Regions from separate parts of the Homo sapiens genome. Here region 1 is linked to region 2. Evidence: read pairs that join two places in POLR2A ChIA-PET (ENCODE). Cell type or tissue: HepG2. All regions are shown on one strand. Links, peaks and the distances in the headings refer to the core of each region. The heading gives the core; the rest is flanking DNA. Region 1 has its middle 17 kb from the start of NFIL3. Region 2 overlaps LINC02937 (long intergenic non-protein coding RNA 2937).

Region 1 (2,909 bases), core at 277-2,776, 320 kb before region 2:
ACATTTTAGAAGATTTATTAATGATGAATAGGAAGAATGGCTCTATATCTTCAGATGTTTGCTTAAAAATTATAGAAGTCCAAAAAAAAAAAACTTCCTAAGTAAATTGAGGATAAGACCATTATTGGTTATTTGTCCAAGACGCTCAGTTGCCATAATTATAGAAGTAAGCGTGGTCAAACGTGGACCAAGTGCTTCTGTTGCAATGCCTGTGACTGGCATCTGCCTCTGCGTCTGGGATGGGGTGGGGTTGGGGGAAAGTTGCGGGGGTTGGTAGGTGGGCTGGGTGTTAGTCAGGCACAGCTTTCTCCAGAGATAACTGCTCACCGAAGCCCTCTTCAGAATCGTCTCTTTCCACACTGACCTCTTTTCTATTCTAGAAGTGGGTAAAAGACTTGAGCAGTCCTGGAACTGGTGCAGAGTGACAGTGACTCAGCCCTCACTTCTCACCCGCATCTCACGTTGGCAGGGAGGCAAAATGCAGGCAGGAAGAGCCCAAGGGTAGCATCCCGTTTTAGGTGCCTGTAGTCTGTGACTCTCCGCTTTGAGCACAAGCCTGATTTTTGATATGCTAAGTTTCCTGCACTTTCATATTTTTAAAAAGTATGGTGCCTTGTATTAAAGGCACTGCCAGTAACACACACACACAGGCCATCCACTTTGTCCTTTTTGCCACAGGGGTCACTTTCCTCTCTGAAATCTCCTGGCTCTTAGGGAAATGTGCTGCCTGGCTCTGCTCTTGGCCTTCTCTCTCCAGTATTTTACTAGTGGCTGGGTGAAGCCCAGAGGCAGACTCTTCTCATTTATAAGTGAAAGTTATAAAGCAGGGAAGGAGAGCTAAAATATCCGATGGGAGTCAGGATCCAAAAGCCTTTGACGGCCTAGATGGGTAGGATGAATCTAACAACACGAAATATAATAGGGATACAATGTAAAGCCAGGTTCTTACATTAAAAAAAAAAAAAAAGCAACTATCCAAATTCACAACCGGGAGAAAAATAATAAAATAACTACATTTTTTTTTTTTTTCTGAGATGGAGTCTCGCTCTGTCACCCAGGCTGGAGTGCAGTGGCTCCATCTCTGCTCACTGCAAGCTCCGCCTCCTGGGTTCACACCATTCTCCTGCCTCAGCCTCCCGAGTAGCTGTGACTACAGGCGCCCACCACCACGCCCGGCTAATTTTTTGTATTTTTAATAGAGATGGGGTTTCACCATGTTAGCCAGGATGGTCTCGATCTCCTGACGTCGTGATCCGCCTGCCTCAGCCTCCCAAAGTGCTGGGATTACAGGCGTGAGCCACCACGCCCGGCCTAAAATAACTACATTTTTAAAAATGAGTTTTAGTTCCCTCAAGCTTACTAAGAGTCAACAACAGTGGAATGTTGGGTTGTGTCAATGCAAATAGCATTCCAAGCACGGGTGGCTGTCCTCCGTACCTGGGGTGCACGCTTGATAAGAGGTGCAACAGCAGACATTCCAAAAGACAAAGTACTAAGAAAACTATTGGTAAATTGTCCAAAAAGGGATGAACCTTACACTCTGGGCTACTGAAAGGGAGAATAAGTAGATAATAGCAAGAAAGGTAAATCTCGAGTAGTTTTTTTTTAGGAAGAACTTTGATCTCTCAGAGCAGTGAAGAAGCAAACAGCACCTTCCCCAGTAATCTGTGAATATTGGCGCTCATGGTGTGTAGCACACTCAGATATCACCATTTGAACTCTTTTCCTTAGCCTTCTTTTGCCTTTTCATTTCAAGGATCTAAGTTATCATTGGGATCATTTTTAAATGTGACCCCTCGTGGCCGGGGGTGGTGGCTCACGCCTATAATCCCAGCACTTTGGGAGGCCTAGGTGGGAGAATTGCTTGAGTCCAGGAGTTTGAGCCAAGAATGGGCAACATAGTGAGATCCTGTCACTACCCCCACCCCCAAAACCTCCCCAAAATTAGCTGGGTATGGTGGCACATGCCTGTAGTCCTAACTCTGCAGGAGGCTGAGGAGGGAGGATCGCTCAAGCCCAGGAGTTCTAGGCTGTAGTGAGCTGCAATGGCACAACTGCACCCCAGACTGGGCAACAGAGCAAGACCTTACTTATCGCCCCCCCCCCCCAAAAAAAATGTAACTCCTTAGGAATAAAAGGAATATCATAAACAAGCAATTCCAATCCCACTAGAGACCAAAGAAACGCAAAGTAAAATTACACCGTGATACTTTGGTTTCATGATGTCAACCAACCAAACACCACCGCCTCTCCTTCCCACTCACAGAGCCCCCAAGAATGAGAGAAAATGTGTTTAAAACCAAATAAATGTATAACTATATTCAAAAATAAGAAACACAAACCTCAGAGCTCCAGAAGGTTTAAGAATTCCCAGCAAGGTGGCTATCCGGCAGGCCTAGATAGTGAGAGGAAGCTGCGGTCAGTCACAACCCGAGAAAGCTCCCACTGGGTTCCGCCCCAGTGACTGAACAGGAGAGCCCTGTGGGGAACCTGAGTGATCCTCAGGGGCATTGGCTGGGCGAGGACACAGCAGCCACAGCCACCAGCCAGGCCAATCGCAGTGGGGAGCAGCGCAGGGCAGAGTCGGCGGCCGGGGGCGGGGGTGGTTGGGGTGGCCTGCGCCCTGGTAGCCCACAGCGCCCCTGTGCAGTGCACGCATGCGCATGCGCCCCGCGGGAAGGCTGCACAGCTGCATAGCCATCTTGTGCCCATTGTTTGGCCTTTTTTGATTTTCGGTTTTTCATTGTTGTGCCCATTTTTATAAAGAGGAATGCTGAGACTCTGAGAGGTTGACTTGTCGAAACTCTCCCAGCTGGCCATGAAAAGCAGCGGTCAGGTCAGGCACTTTGTTCTTCCCCCGATATACCCGGGAAATGAGACTAAGGCGTCTCTCCAACCTGCATGAGAAA
Region 2 (2,909 bases), core at 214-2,713:
TACTTTTTGTATTTTTAGTAGAGATGGGGTTTCGCCATGTTGGCCAGGGTGGTCTCGAACTCCTGACCTCAAGTGTTCTGTCTGCCTCAGCCTCCTAAAGTGCTGGGATTACAGGAGTGAGCCACCGTGACTGGCCCCTCATGGTGAGTTTTGGAACAGTAACCTCAGGATTCACCTGTCTACCTGTGTGCATGGAGGAAGGTGTGTTCAGGGCCAGCCGGCATGGCAGGGCATGTGTTTTTTGACCTCACCTCCTCTCCAGGTGGGAACTGCGGTGTGGTTGGTGTCACTGCTGTGCTGCCTTTTCTGTGTTCGCATGAAAGAGAAGGAAGGAGGAAGAGACAGGAGGTGGCTTACCTGGGCATTCTGCTCAGGGGATGGGGTCACCAGGACTTTTTCAGCAGAACTTCCTCCACCAGTTCCTCTCTCAGTGACAATCCTCACCCTACATGGGGTTTCTGATCTGGGTAGTAAGCCTGCACTCTGCAGCTGCCCAGAGGTCCATCTAAGAACATGCACCTTGTGATCAGCTTCTTGAAGGCCCCAGTGGGGCTTCTAAGTGGCCACCACCTTCTCGATACCCATCAGCTTTCAGTGCCACCCTGTAACTTGCTTGATGTTCTGCAGAGCTGCCAATGACTGGCCAGACAGCTAGGGAGCCCTGCAGAGTACCATGACCCAGGTCACCAGGTCACCCCTCTGTCCTGGCTGATCATCCTTGTGATGGTCATCTAACCTGGCAATAGGTTATATGACCTGGCAACAGGGGTTATAGAAAAAATGCTCCCCACTCAGTTGATGGCATGTTTTATACCCAGTGATGCCTGTGTTTACAAGAGCAGAGTTGATGAATAAGCCTGTGCTGACCTCCATGGGGAGACGGCCGGTTTTTGAGGCTCAGGACACCTTCTATTTGTTGTGGACACCTGGCCCCGCGTGCCTCCCTGCTCTGCATTTTGTAGTAGCAGCCCAGTGTCGGCTGAGACATTAGCCCTTAAAGCATGCCCTCTTTTGGGAAATGAACTGCTAGTTGGCTTGAAGGTAGGAGGCTGGAGCAGCTGCTGATTTAAATGTCATCAAAGTCTCAGGACACTCATGTAGCAGGCTAACATTTATGTAGGAGTAACAACCGGATGGATATAGTCAGGGCAATATCTTCAGGAGGGAATGTGCAGTTTTCTTCTGGTTAAGCTCTAGAATTACTGCCACTTTATTTGTTTAGGAAGCATCAGAAAAAGGGCGACTGAAACATCGTTGGTCATCCTGTGGAGTGAGAGCTTGATGCCACTGCCTGCTGAAGTGCACCCTCTCTTGGCGAAGGCACACTCTGAAGCCAAATGCACTCTCATCTCTTTGAAGAGTCCCCTTCTCTTCTTACTAAATGTGAGCTTGGGAGGACCTCTCCCTCCTGCAGAGTGCTGGAGACAGGTTTCCCAGAAGAGCCATCTTCTTCAGCAACATTTTCTTTTCCTGTGTAATCAGAGCCCTGCAGGAGCTTAATGCAAAGGAGAGAGAATTACACTTTACAGCAGTAGTTCATGCATGGTTTCTGTAGCTGGGGGCTGTGCAGGCCGTTTGCTCCCAAGCTGTAGTATTCTGGGGAAAGGTGTCAAAGTGAGGCTCGTGGGCTTGTGCTGTCAAGGGGCTAAATTGATCAAATCCCTCCAAATACTGATACATTGAAGAGGAGAAATCTTGCCTCTCTGCAAAGCTGGCCCCAAATGTCACTGTCCATTGCTGTGACAGGGGACCTGGTAGATGCAGGGCATCCACTTAGAGGAAGGTGGCACCCCTGAGGTCCTTCAGGGGGACATTTGAATAGGGTGGTCCTGAACTTTGGCAAAAGGACTTAGGTGTGAGCTGAAGTGTGCTGCTGGGAGGACTGTCCTTGCATCTGCAAAGGCCTGTCTACTCTCAGTCGCTGCCTAGCCCTGTCTGCCTCCTGCAACAGCAGGAAGATGCCATGAAAGAGGCATGGTGCCTTCATTCACCCACCTGAGTGAGCTGGGTCTCCCAAGAGTCTCCTCTGTAGGCACATGACTACTTTGAGAGGGCAAAGGGAATTGTCCTGGCTTTAGGGGGATTCAGGACTGAGGGAGGATGATCAGAGAGAGCGATGAAGACATATGGCTTCTCTTGAGGCAGAGCTCATGGGCTGAGAGCTTCAGTAAGAAGAGCAAGAGGCCCTGTAAAGAGATGAGATTACATCACAAAAGGACATGATGAGAACGAACGCATGAATTCTGATTTCCAAGACATTGGCAGATAAATAAAAAAGAGAATCACCTTTATTGAAACTAGAATTTCTGGTTTGAAAGATGGAACAGTACAAGCCTCTCATAAAACAGAGCCAAGACAGCAAGTCAGTGGGAAATTCTGAGCAAGAAGATGAGAGATGCCAGGACCAGAATGCCAGACAAAGATATCAGGAATCTGGTATGGAGAAGGGAACAGATGGACAAGCAATAATTAAGGCACCAGCACAAGAAGACCACCCCGTGGGGGAGAAAGACTTGACTTCTCACTCTGAGAAGTCTCACTGAGACTAGAAGACTCAACATGAAAAAATGTTGATTGTCCCCAAACTGATCTATAGATTGAATTGTAATTCCAATCAAAATGCTGATAGGATTGTTTGTAGATATGAACAAGCTTCTTCTAAAACGTATGTGGAAAAACAAAGGAACCAGAATAGCTAAAACTGTTTTGAAAACAAATAAAGATGGAGGAATCACACTACTCAATTTTAAGATATTATTTAGCCCTAATAATTAAGACAGTGGAACATTGGAAAAGGGGCAGACATACCAATGGAACAGAAGTCAGAAAGTCCAGAAGACCCACAAATAAGATTGATTGACTTTTTACCTACCTCATGTCAGGCTTAGTTTGCAAAATGTCCCAATAGG

What was found. Peaks named below come from ENCODE experiments on the same cell type or tissue, not always from the same donor. Only the 100,000 strongest peaks of a DNase experiment are listed, where the experiment ranks them.
Region 1: POLR2A ChIA-PET joins it to region 2 with 5 read pairs; 3 of 35 experiments call an interaction of 5 or more read pairs at or near these places.

The regions. Positions count from the first base shown.
Region 1 is chr9:91,405,582-91,408,490 of GRCh38, reverse strand. No RefSeq gene overlaps it. Among named protein-coding and RNA genes, the nearest start is that of NFIL3, 17 kb to the left of the region's middle. In HepG2, for the core only: no CTCF peak of the experiment used is centred there; a DNase peak (open chromatin) is centred at 1,420.
Region 2 is chr9:91,088,226-91,091,134 of GRCh38, reverse strand. The region is part of intron 5 of LINC02937 (long intergenic non-protein coding RNA 2937); the gene reads left to right. Among named protein-coding and RNA genes, the nearest start is that of LINC00484, 29 kb to the left of the region's middle. In HepG2, for the core only: a CTCF peak has its summit at 1,315; a DNase peak (open chromatin) is centred at 1,294.